Regions from separate parts of the Mus musculus genome. Here all the other regions are linked to region 1. The links are chromatin loops, found by intact Hi-C in ENCODE. Cell type or tissue: left cerebral cortex. All regions are shown on one strand.

Evidence for each region. A loop is a pair of places that touch in the nucleus more often than their neighbours do. Peaks named below come from ENCODE experiments on the same cell type or tissue, not always from the same donor. Only the 100,000 strongest peaks of a DNase experiment are listed, where the experiment ranks them.
Region 2: it touches region 1 in a loop (2.1-fold over the local background); 2 of 42 quality-filtered maps call a loop at or near these places.
Region 3: a loop joins it to region 1, with 2.4 times the contacts of the local background. A loop is called at or near these places in 2 of 42 quality-filtered maps.

What each region holds. Positions count from the first base shown.
Region 1 is chr14:120,497,752-120,501,751 of GRCm38, forward strand. All of the region lies in intron 1 of Rap2a (RAS related protein 2a), which reads left to right. Among named protein-coding and RNA genes, the nearest start is that of Rap2a, 21 kb to the left of the region's middle. In left cerebral cortex, no CTCF peak of the experiment used is centred here; DNase peaks (open chromatin) are centred at 2,010 and 2,634; H3K27ac peaks cover 1,794 bases.
Region 2 is chr14:120,558,572-120,562,571 of GRCm38, forward strand. It overlaps Gm41251 (a long non-coding RNA gene), which reads left to right. Exons shown (of 3, transcript XR_874978.1): 3 at 894-1,058. Among named protein-coding and RNA genes, the nearest start is that of Gm41252, 18 kb to the right of the region's middle. In left cerebral cortex, no CTCF peak of the experiment used is centred here; DNase peaks (open chromatin) are centred at 2,053 and 2,726; H3K27ac peaks cover 364 bases.
Region 3 is chr14:120,576,826-120,580,825 of GRCm38, forward strand. It overlaps Gm41252 (a long non-coding RNA gene), which reads left to right and starts at 1,703. Exons shown (of 3, transcript XR_003951156.1): 1 at 1,703-2,775; 2 at 3,001-3,255. In left cerebral cortex, no CTCF peak of the experiment used is centred here; a DNase peak (open chromatin) is centred at 2,151; H3K27ac peaks cover 1,315 bases.

The DNA of each region.
Region 1 (4,000 bases):
CTCCCTTTCCCCCTCCCTCTCCTCCTCCCTCCCTCCCTCCCTCCCTCCCTTCCTCCCTCCCTCCCTCCTATTTAAATATTGGTGGGAATTAAAACAGAAGTTAGGGCCTGTGAAGGGGAAGGATGCAGACGTCCCAGGTCTGAACACAGCAAACTTTTAAACTCTTGAATTCTTAACACTAACATTTAACGAACAGACAGAAGGACATAGCCAGCTGCCCATAGCATGAATTCTGTGTCATGGGAGGTGTTCAGAACACTGCAGAGACATCTGGCAAGGGTGGCCACAGAGTGGCTGACACATTTGAGTATTGCTCTTTGCCTCAGGCCTTTTTAAGAGAGGAGATTTTAACACTGGGGAGAAAATTGAAAAAGGGAACTAAGAAAAACCTTTCTAGTTCTCTTCCAAACTCAAAGAGAATTCTATTCCAACCAGCTTATGAGCAAGAAGAGCCTGATGAAAACCCCTGTGAGACACGCCCTCCTCTTAAGTGCTAAGTATGATAGCCTCAAAGGAGGCCAGTGGGACTGACTGCATAGATCTTGCTAGTTTACCCTGATGAGCTAGTGAAGACAAGAGCCTTGATTTTAGACTTGCTGCATGTGAGGTCATAGATGGTAGGCGTAGGGTGCCATTTGGGATCAGCGTCACCGATGAGTCTGCTGGTGCCTGACATCTCGGAAGCTCAGAGTCCCTCTGCAGACTTCATGTATGTGATCTCACAGAATCAGACTCAGTAGCTCTGGAACAGGACCCAGGAATCAGTACCTAGACTCTTACGTTGTTTTAATAACCAGCCAAGCTTAGACAGTCCCAGAATAAAGTGTACATAAACACGTGTATTGGGACAGTTATGAAGCAACACCAGTCTATTGATAAGCCATTGATATTTAGAGAACAGCCGCATTGAGAAGCCCATCAGCGTTGTATAGCTAAGCAATGTTTTGTGCAATCCATTAAGCACAGCTGCTTAAAAGAGCTAGTTTTATTTATTCATACATTATATAATCACACCCACGAATATAACAAAAGCATGTAAATTCATGTTAATAAGACAAATGTTTCCCACAGTCTACAAACAAACTAATGGGCCACCTTCTGATCCCGTCTATGGCGTCCCCTTCAACAACGAAAGTTAATGGTGGTTCATAAATAGAGTAATTTTGGAATTTGGCACTCTCAACTTCTTCCCGAATGATATCCATTGAAAAAGGAGAAATGAAGAAAATCACGGGGCTGCTATGAGAATCAAACATGAGAGTATTTGCTGTCACATATTCGCAGAGTATGCATCCCTCTAAATAATAATATCAGCTTCCGTACGTCCTGTGTCTGATGAAGTCACTTCCAGCACCCCGCCCGTCCCCAGTTCTGTTTCTCGGGTAACCTGTATTGGGAGGCTGAGCAGGCATGGGAGGGGTTGCACAGGTGGATCCCCAAAGCCATTTGCTGTTCCTTGAACTGACAGGTGCATACCTACAAGCTCTTGACACCTACGTCATATCTCACTCGGGAGTTACCCCCCCCCCCATACTTCCGTGGCAGATTCCTTACTCCTTCGCTTAACGTTGTATGACACCTCCCCAGTGAAGCCTGTGATGTCCTGTGCTCCTAACATGCTCTCTGGCCTGCCTCTTCTGTCTCTAATAAACCCTAAGTACTTACCTTTATTGCTAATACCCATTTCCTCGGCTGAGCTATAGTCAGCATGAGGGCCGATGTCTTTGTTGTTTCCTGTGTATCCTAGGTGGGCATAGCAGTATGTACGATGTAGTAGGCTCTTAGAAAATAAATATGGTGGTGGATGACAGAGTCTATGATCCAAAGTCCTATTGCCGCTCTCCCACTGTTCTGCTACCGCTACACAGTGGGCCTTTGCTCAGTGCAGCCCATGGTTCCCACAGAGTTAGAGCTTCCCGCACACTGTGTGCAGAAGTATTGCTCCTCAGCTCTTGGTGCATCCTTCCTACTACTGTGAGTCAAATGCACTGACAGTAACTGCTCCATACTCTGGTCCCACAGGATTGGCTCCACCCAGCCCTCAGTGTGCACTTTGATATCTCGTCTAAAGACCAGCCCGCCGTATGTTCTCACCACGGTGCCAGACACTCAGCCAATAAGTGTTGATTGTGGGTTGGGCCACCATGTCTGATGTGATTTTTAACTTTCAGGTGTAAGAGAGCTTTAGATGTAGTCCAACAAACAGGCACTTGAAAGACTGTAACATATCAAGTTCACATGACTAGCTAAGTGGATTCTGAGGCTAAAGTCTTGGTCTGGTTTGGGAGTTGTGTGCTGTGCTTCGTCAGCATAGGGCTTTCCCTCTTTCCATGTCTTCTCCTCCGAGTCCCAGGAGATCCAGGTTCCTCCAGGTGTTACCTTCCTGTGTCGGACTCTTCCTGTCATCCCCGCCCCTCCCGCTAGTGTTAGCATCTTCTGTAAGGCCCGGTGTTCTGAGATTACATCTCTGCTTGTCCTGTCAGGCAGTGCGGGGCTGATTCATGCTATGCTTTGGCCCCCTCTCTCTTTCTAGTTCCACCTCACAGCCCTGATCCCTTGGCCCAGCTCGTTTCTCCTCCGCAGATCTCTCCATCTCTTGCTGATTTCTGATTTCCTAACACTCTGTCTTTTGGCAAGCCGTGTTCTTATGTAAGTGGTGATGGCAGGAGGGGGTGGGTCCTGTTCTGTGCTGTCTGATCTGAATTCCTGTATTGTCTCCTCTGGCTTTGAAAGCATCTTTGCTGCGTTAAGTGGGAGCGGGTACCCCAGCTCTATTTTACCAACTGAGATCAGACACAGACATCAGGAAATGCTGTGCTCAGCCCTGCAGCTTCTCCTGGCAAGGGTGAAAGCCAAGCCTCCATCCACAGCCTAGTGTATGATATTCCCACTGTCCCAAACTCGAGTGTTAACAGAGAGACAAAGTCTGTCATGACCCATCTGATGTTTGGAAATGGATAGCAGTTGTTGTTGATGATTTGTTTTGTTTTGTTTTGTTCTTAAGATTTCGATCTGTTTGTCAGGTTTCTTGATCAGGTTGTTAATCTGCATTTCTCTAGCATCCTTAATATCCTGGTGGCCAAAAAGACCGCTGTCCGTTCAGTCAGTAGGGGTAGACAGGTTCTCGGATACTGACGACGTTTTCCCCCCATCACTGCATGTGACTAATAGCTATTGGACCTGTGTTTGTAATGCTGAACAGTGCCAAGAACTCTGCTGACAACCTGGTCAAGGAGACCTATTGATTGTAGGTTGGCCACCATCTCTTGGAACTTTAACCTCCAGACTGAAGAGCACATATATCAGCTAAGTGCTGGTAACTTGATACTTTTGCAGATTTTGAAAAGTCCTCCTGTTTCAATAGAACCTGTCTATTTCAACTAAAAGTATGTCTCTCTTAATATAAAATATTGATACAGTATTGTATTTAAGCTTAAGATTATTCTTTAAGATACTTTTCTTTTACCTAATAGTAGAAAATGATTTGTTTATTTGTTTGTTTGTTTGAGATCAAGCTCAGACTGGCCACCAATACACTCTGTAGCTGAGGGTGACCTTGAACTCCTGGTCTTCCTGCCTCCATCTCCTAAGTGCTTAGATTATAGGTGTGGGCCACCAGGCCCAGCATTAGAAAGCAATGTCTCAGCACTTACCATTCTCAATGAGTATAGTTAACGGACTGAAGTTAGATCTTAACTCCAACTCAATAAATGTTATTTGTCACCATTTGTAAATTGCTTCATTAACAAGCAAGACATGTCATCTTGTGCTCTGTTGGCATGTGTGCCCCCAGACCAGAAGGGGAAAACCACCACATCCTTGAGTGTAGGACAGATCAGAAGCTGATGCTGATATGGGTGGCAGTGACAGCTCACTGCCAGGCTGCTCATTTCCCCAGGTGCAAGCTGGCAATGGGTCTGTGTCCTGCAGCTCCATCACCCATACCCTCTGTGCCCCCAGAGGCCAGCGAGTACACAAAAGTGTGTTCAAGAGAGTCCTG
Region 2 (4,000 bases), 61 kb after region 1:
AAATATCCATGCTCTCCATCTCTTCCAGAGGACAGTAAAGGTAAGGACTGTCTGGAACCACTATGTTTAAGGAGAAAAGTCTGAGAATTGGTGGACACACACTACCCTTTGTGAATCTACAATCTCAATTTATATAATCTATGCCTTTAAACATGTCAAATTAGGGCTCAATGGTTAAGAGCCCTTGCTGCTCTTCTGTAGGACCCAAGTTCAGTTCCCAGTGCCCCACCTCATGAGGCTTACCTATCTTCAGCTCCAGGGTATCTGATGCTATCTTCTGCCCTTGAGGGCACACACATACATGTGACACAGACATTCAAGACAATACACATAAATAAAAATACATGTATTTTTACATGTCACTCAAAAGTGTGATCCCAGATTGATAGTAGTACTGGTTACATAGAAAATGAAATATTCCTCCATTATAAAGCAGGTAAGTAAGACATCCAAAGAGAAATAATGAAACTGAAAGTGAGAGGAAAAAAATGAGTCCAGGAAGAGAAAAGAGTACCTTTGTAGAAAAAGAATAGAGAAAATTGGAAATTATTGTATTAAGTGAAGTAACCAAGATTCAGAAAGACAAAGATGGTGTGCTTTCTTATATAAATATTAGGTGTGTGTGTGTGTGTGTGTGTGTGTGTGTGTGTGTGTGTGAAGCTAGGGAGGGGATCATGAAATGGCTCAAAGAGGTCTTAAAGTATGAAGTGAGGAGAGTAATGGAATACGCATAGCATGAAGGCCATGTAGGGGCTACCAGCAGGAAGTAGGCAGAGAGCTGAGGTGGGGGTGAGGAAGGTCAACAGAAACAAAGTATCCTTAGACACATCTTCAAGAAACCCATGACTTTGTGTTCTTTCTGACTTTGTGTTCTTTCTTTCTTTAATTAAAAGACTAAAGGAAAATCCTGAAGAGAGAGTAACAAGATTTAAGAACCAGGGAAGCAATAAGCAAGGTGAACAGAGTGCACAAGAGACAGAAGGAACTGGCAGAGCGGTTAAAGAGAGCAGCTAAGAGTTTATAGTCTACACCAGTAGCTCTGAAACTTCCTAATGCTGTGGTCCTCTAGTACAGCCCCTCGTGTTGTGGTGATCCCACCCATAAAATTATTTTCATTGCTACTTCATAACTGTAATTTTGTTACCGTTATGAATTGAAATGTAAATATCTGTTTTCCAATGGTCTTTGACAACCCCTTGAAAGTGATGTTTGACAACCCCCTCCAAAGGGTCAAAAATACCATTTGTAAACAGAGCTGAGACAATGCAAGAGAATATCTTATTGTATACAGCAAAATAAAAACCAGCAGCATATCATATGTGTTTCCATGAAAATAAACTAGAGATCCCCACAGAGCAGAGTCAGAGCTTCTCAAGAGCTACGGGTGCTTTGCTCATGTCCCAGGAGCCACCGTGGTCGCCTGAAAACAACAGATATTCACTAAGAAAGAAGAAGATTGACAAAAACCCAGCTATTGCATCTTTCAGGAATAAGAGAAAGAAAGAAGATCTTTTCAAACAACCCAAACAGACAGTTTGTTCCATTTTGATATTTAGTAAGAAAAATTCTAAAGGATATTCTTCAGGCAAAACAAAATGACCCAAGACGGAAAGTCTGAAGTAACAATGGATTCAAAGATGAGACAAATTCAGGATAATACCAAAGGAATGAAGCATACTTAAAATACTTCATGGAGGTATAAAGACATAACAAAATGAACTAAAATGCTTGGCAATGGAATGTGAGAGGAGAGAGGCACTCTGAATGTTGGTTGGGGTGGGGATAACATTGAATAACAACCTACTTGGAAAGGCAGAATATATATAACTAACTTCCAAAATAAAAGCAAAAGAAGGGAGAAGGGGAGTTCTTATCATGTCATAAGAATTTTTTACTTAGCATTTATGCTAGGAAAATCTTTCGTGGGGGAGAAAGGTTGTCCTTGTTCCTGAACATGACACTTAAATCTGTAACCGCTTGGTCCTGTAGTGTCTCCCCCTGAACATGACACTTAAATCTGTAACCGCTTGGTCCTGTGGTGTCGCCCCCGCCCCATCTGTTTTAGCTCCTTACCCCACTTTCCTTGAAAACATGGCTGATTTATTTTAAGGGCACTATTCATTCCTATCTTGCTGTTTCTTGAAATTTCACTTGCGTCCCGTGGATAGTCCCATAATTTAAATCCTTATTGTGTGGGAACCTGGCATTCACTCATAGCCCAACTCACTCATTAGGTTTCCAAGGGTTTCCAGGTGAAAATATAATTAACTTTTGATGAGCTTCCAGTGGTTTCGTGGTATTTTAAGTACCGACTGTGACTTCAATTAAAGTTTTATATTTTTATGCATGATTCACCTGGAAGCCAGCTTCCTTCTTTGCTGTATGATGTCACATGGCTTCATTCTTCCACTGTGGCTTGGACTCTACTCTTTGAGCTCCTTATTCTGTTTCACTCAAATGTCAATCAAGCATAGTTGTTTATTTGATCTCAGAACACATTTCTCTCTGCCTGGATTTCTGCTTGAGCCATGGAGTTGGTTGCCCTGTTCTACAGTTTTCCCAACTGTGTGTCATAAGTAGAGCCAACTCCTTGTTGCTCCATGTGTATTGCCAATCCAGGATTACTAAGTATTTGTGATAAGGCCAATATGTTGCTTACAAATTAAAGAGAGTCATGCTTGGCTCTCAGTCACCATCAGCTTGCCTGGTACAGACTCAAATCACAGGAAATAATGAGAGCGGCCACAGCAAGCAAATGTGCATTCTTCTTGGTACTTCTAAGCCATGCACAAAGAGCATCAAAGGCTTCGGACTTATGCTTGGGTTGGGTTATGAGCCAAATGGCAAGGCCCCTTCAGAAAATGATTTCCCTCCTTCTAGACTCTGTTTTCTCTTTTGTGATATGAAGGTTGTCATCATGCCCACGATTGTGACTATCAAATGAGGCAGTCCACAGTCATCTAATCAGATGCAATCTGTTTAAACAAACAACCCTAACTGTGTTAGTCAGCTTCCCCTTGCTGTGAAAAATGCCCAAGAGAAACAACTGAAAGGGAATAAAGACTTATTTTGGATCCTAGCTTTGGTCCATGGACATGAATCCCTATTGCTTTGGGTTTTAGTGAGGCAAAGTATCTCTATGGTCACCATAGGGAGATTGTGGAAGAGAGCCACTCACTTCACGAAAGAGGTAGCAGAGAAGGGGAGAGGGGGAGGGGGAGGGGGAGAGAGGGAAAGGGGGAGAGGGGGAGAGAGGGAAAGGGGGAGAGGGGGTGGGGAGAGAGGGGGAGAGGGGAGAAAGAGGTCTTTGACTGTCAGGGAAGACACTTGGCAGATGGTGCCTACCTTAGACTCAGAACCTCAAGAGATCATATTAGGAAAACAAACCAACAACAAGGAAGGATTCTTACCATGTCATACTCTAAAATTAGTTGCCTAGAGAAAGGATCTGTGTGCTCTCATAAAATCAAAGCAGAACACCATCTTGAATTATTCCCAAATATGGCATGCCTTCCAGAAGGCATAAATGGACTATTGATTTCTGCTGTGGGGAATGAAATCTCTCTCTCTCTTTCTCTTCCTTTTAATTTTCAATTTGCTATTTTTAGAAAGCCTGGTGTCCCTGAAGAACTCTGCTCAAATATTGCAAGGCAGTGGAGAAGTCTTGAACTGAACTGGGTCCAAAGACTCCCATGTTTTAATAGTAGCATCAGTCTAGACACTAGCCTGGTCCCAAGCCTGAGTCACCATCATCAGACACAGAGCTCCACATGTTTTAAGGACTTTAGTTGTTAACTCAATTTTATTGAAATTGTGTGTGGGGAATCCTCACAAGGCCTCACCTTCCATATGCTTCGCCTCTCTAGAGAAGATTTGCATTGCATTTCCTTTCCCCAAACGTCTGGGAGCTATTTCCAGTGTAATGAAGTTAGACGTCTGCGTTTTAATTTATAAGTAGTTGATAATATTGTACTTTGTAGATGATTTTGAGGGTATTGTT
Region 3 (4,000 bases), 79 kb after region 1:
CAAGTCATAAAGTACAGTTGTCAGCATATTTTGGTTGGTTGGTTGGTTGTTTCCCCCCCCCCCCTTTGGTTTTTCAAGACAGGGTTTCTCTGGGTAGACTTGGCTGTACTCAAATTCACTCTGTAGACCAGGCTGGCCTCGAACTCACAGAGATCTACCTCCCTCTGCCTCCTGAGTGCTGGGATTAAAGGCATGGACCACCACCACCTCTGATTGTCAGTATTTTGAGCGTGCATAGACAAAAGTTCACTTGGTCTACCAAAGTCATGCTGCAAGCCCTGGGGCCACCTAAAAATTCAGGGGTATCCATCTTACCACTTGGATGTGGTTGTGGAGAGTGTTTAAACCATGTTCCTATCTCACTGCCCACCTTGCTCTCATCTTTAGTGGCTTCATTTTCCCTGAGGATGCTCCAACAATTCCATCCACACTAGTATTCTCTAGAGAGAATAGAAGATTCCACAGCTGGACTCTCTCTATCTGAGAGGGATGTGAATGGGAAGAGGAGGGAAGGCAGAGAGTCACCGTCTAGCAGGAGACTTCCAGGTGCATGGGGAGGAAGCTTTAGAGCACATGAAGATGGAGGCCTTGCATATGGTCTGCCTCATTTCCACCCTACATGCACCTCACCTTCAGTGGTGTCAGCAACAACAAAGAGATTCAGGAAGACAGACAGCTCTGAATCATGTGTGCTCTGGGCTTTCCTTCTGGGCCACGGCTCACATACTACTAACACAGTGGGGAATTTGGAGGAGTTGGAAGGAGAGGGCTAAGGGAAGCCTTCAGTGTGTTTGTCAACCAGCTGGGAATAGCCCCTCAGTGTGCATATATTAATGCCCAGCCTAAGCTCAGCTCCACAGGTTGACCTTTAAGACTTCTTGGCTGTCCTGCCCTCAGAGCATTAAACTCTAGCTGAAGGAAATAGAGTAACATTTACATTAGGGCAGTGGTCAGGTGGCAAACCAGTGGGAAAATGGAGTGGATGCTTAAGAAGAGACAGAATAAGACCAATCCTAAACCCTTACCAAAGAAAAGATAGAATGGAGTTAGGAGTCTACTGACCCAGCCCACGAGGTTTTGCGACCTTGGAGTAAATGACTTTGTTTCAACCCTGGTACCGAGCCACTGAAACCCAAAATCTGCACCAGAATCTACAATTGCTGTGACCACAGACAAGCCACTTAATTTCTCCCTAATCATCATGTTTTCCCATGTGCAGAATGAACATTATAATATCAACACATGAGGTCATGTGATTCCAAGGACTTAGAAGAACACCTGATCCAGTACACGGTACGAACGAGTATATCCCTTCTAAATGATTATTTTTATTATTTTATCTTATTCTAGCTTCCTATCTCTGAGCTGGGGCTTTTTGACTTTCATGTAACAAACCAAGAGTTTGCTCTGATCTTTTAAATAACCTTCCAGTTGCTGTCTCACGCAAGCATTCCATTAGTGCTATGGGGGTTGGGTTTCAGCTATAAACTCTATGCCTTCAGGGACCCAAATCCTGTTGTAATGACACTGAAGATTAAAGACAGTTAGAAGCTAAAATGTAGCTGGTGTGCACCATCAAGAGTACCCCAAGGGTGTGCATACCCATTCTCAAATCCTAGTGTGCTGCTATTGAGCAGTTAGTGTCTTTGTTGTTTAGAAAGAAAGAATTTTTAAAACATTGCCATGCCACAGCAACCAGACTGGTAAGTGATCCAGAACAGGCTGAACTGATAAAAATATGTGTGAAAATGTCCAGATTGACGATATATCCTAAAAATAAGTTTCACAAAATAGCGGAAGAAGTAGAAAGGGCCTGGTTTCCCATACATGTGATTTCATCTTTAATTTTTTTTAAGGTCTAAAATATTCAGTTTGAAAATGATTTGAGCACTGCCATCTGGAATGGATAGAGAGTGAAAGGCCCTAGATGGGGAACAATAGAAAGCATCGTTGGAAGAGTGAAGGGGCAAAACTTGATGTGTTGACAGCAAACAAACGCGTGCACAGCCCCGCATGTAGAGTGGAGACTTTCCCCACTTGTCTTCAAAGCAGTATGCTCTACGTACGCCCTGGCGAGAGCCAAGTTAGCTTAACTGTTATTTACTTCTCTTCTCAAGATTCCAAAGCAGATGAGCATTGCTGCATTGCCAGCTCTGAGAGAACGCGGGGGTTTCCAATTATAAATTCTAACCTTAGACAAGCAAGCCCCCTTCCAACTCCAACAAGGAAATTCAGAGCTCTAACATAACAGTGTTTTAAGAGCATCCTGCCCGCATTGGTTAGACCTGCAGTGTGGGGCTTGCTTCATATCAGAAAACCAGATTTCTTGGTGTATATAGAGCATGCTATGAATACTCATCACAGGGCCAATCTACTCGGGACAACACTGGGATACTTTTATATTCTTCTGTGATTGAAATGACTTTGTCTTCTACAATTGTCAAGGAATTTGGAGAAGATTTCTGTGTGACATCTTCAGCAAGCTCATGACCAAGCATTAATTACATTGGACAGACAGGATATGTACCAAGCAGGCATGGTAAACCTTAGAGACGTGATCAGGAAACATACAGAGCTCATGTCGATGAAGAGTCTAAAATTCTAGGGAAGGAATTTGCACATGCAAACAGATAGACATTTTTAAAATTCTAATATGATTTCAAAAATGTATTGTATCAAATTAGTAACCAGTGTTCCTATGATAAATGAATATAAATAACATGAATATAAACACCCAGGTTTGGAGATTGAGTATTTAAATTATTAATTTTGAGGGTAAGTGTAATATTTGAATCTATGCATGCAATGTATAAAAATCAGGCTGGGTGAGTGGTTTGACCACTTTCTCCTATTTTGTCATCTCTTTTTGCTGAGAATATTGGTAATATCTGATATTTTGAAATGTGCAGTTTTTATCACCAAATTTATTATGCTGTGCTATAGACTAGTGGAAACCTCCCACTGGATGTACCTGCTCCTTCCCCCTGATTTTCCCCACAGGTTCGGAAGCTTGACCAAGTCCTTATTATTTGCCTCAAGGACAACTTCCTGAGTCTTTCGTGTGTCTGGCTATCAGATATTTCTACACTGGCATAACGGAGCAAGCCACTACACTGAAGTTATGGGCTGGGAATTTATTTTCTTCTACTGTCCTGTCAGAGGAGATAGGAACTTCTGTGCACAAAACCAAATGAGAAGCTCTGACCTTTAGCCTGGCATTTAGTTGCCTCCAACTCATTCTTACTTATGCCGAAGGTAAGTTTATCTCTCTAAGCTTCCGTGTTGCCTGAGTAATTACCAGTGTGTCTATGCTCCTTTTGTTTGTTTGTAGAACATGATTTTAATATTTTCAACTCTTACTATTCAACAAACAGAATAATTATTTAAAGATATATTTCGTTGTTATCTCTCCCTTTTCATTTCTGATTTTAATTTGAATACTGTCTCTGTGCCCTCTGGTTGTGTCTAGGCTCTTAACTGCCCTAGATTACCACACATAAGAGTATCCCTTCCACTGACTGACATGGCCTCTCAGTTTACCAAGGCCAAGCTACTCTGGATGACGTTGGGTATTTGTATCTTCTTCTGTGAATGAAATGACTCTGTCCTTTACCAGTGTCAAGGCGACAAGGTTCCCAGGAAGCCATGCGGTCAGGTGGGACAGAGCAGGACCAGTTTCAGTCCTTGCCATTGGACATTTGAGACACCACTGACCTCATATTTGGAAGAACCAAGTACCAACATTTCGTATTTAATACATGCTGGACAAGGAACTTATTTCTCCTTTAAATTCGTTTATTCCGGATATGAGGGTTTAGAAAAGGAGTCAGAGACATCTTGAAATAACTTATAAACAGGCAGGTTCAGACAACAAAAAAGCTCCTGTCCCTTCAAGATTATGAAATTGGTCTTGGGTATTTTGTACATAATTTGTACTGTGCTCATTAAGACACCTGCAAAGGCGAAAAAAAAAGACTTGTATCCTTTAAGATGGAAGACA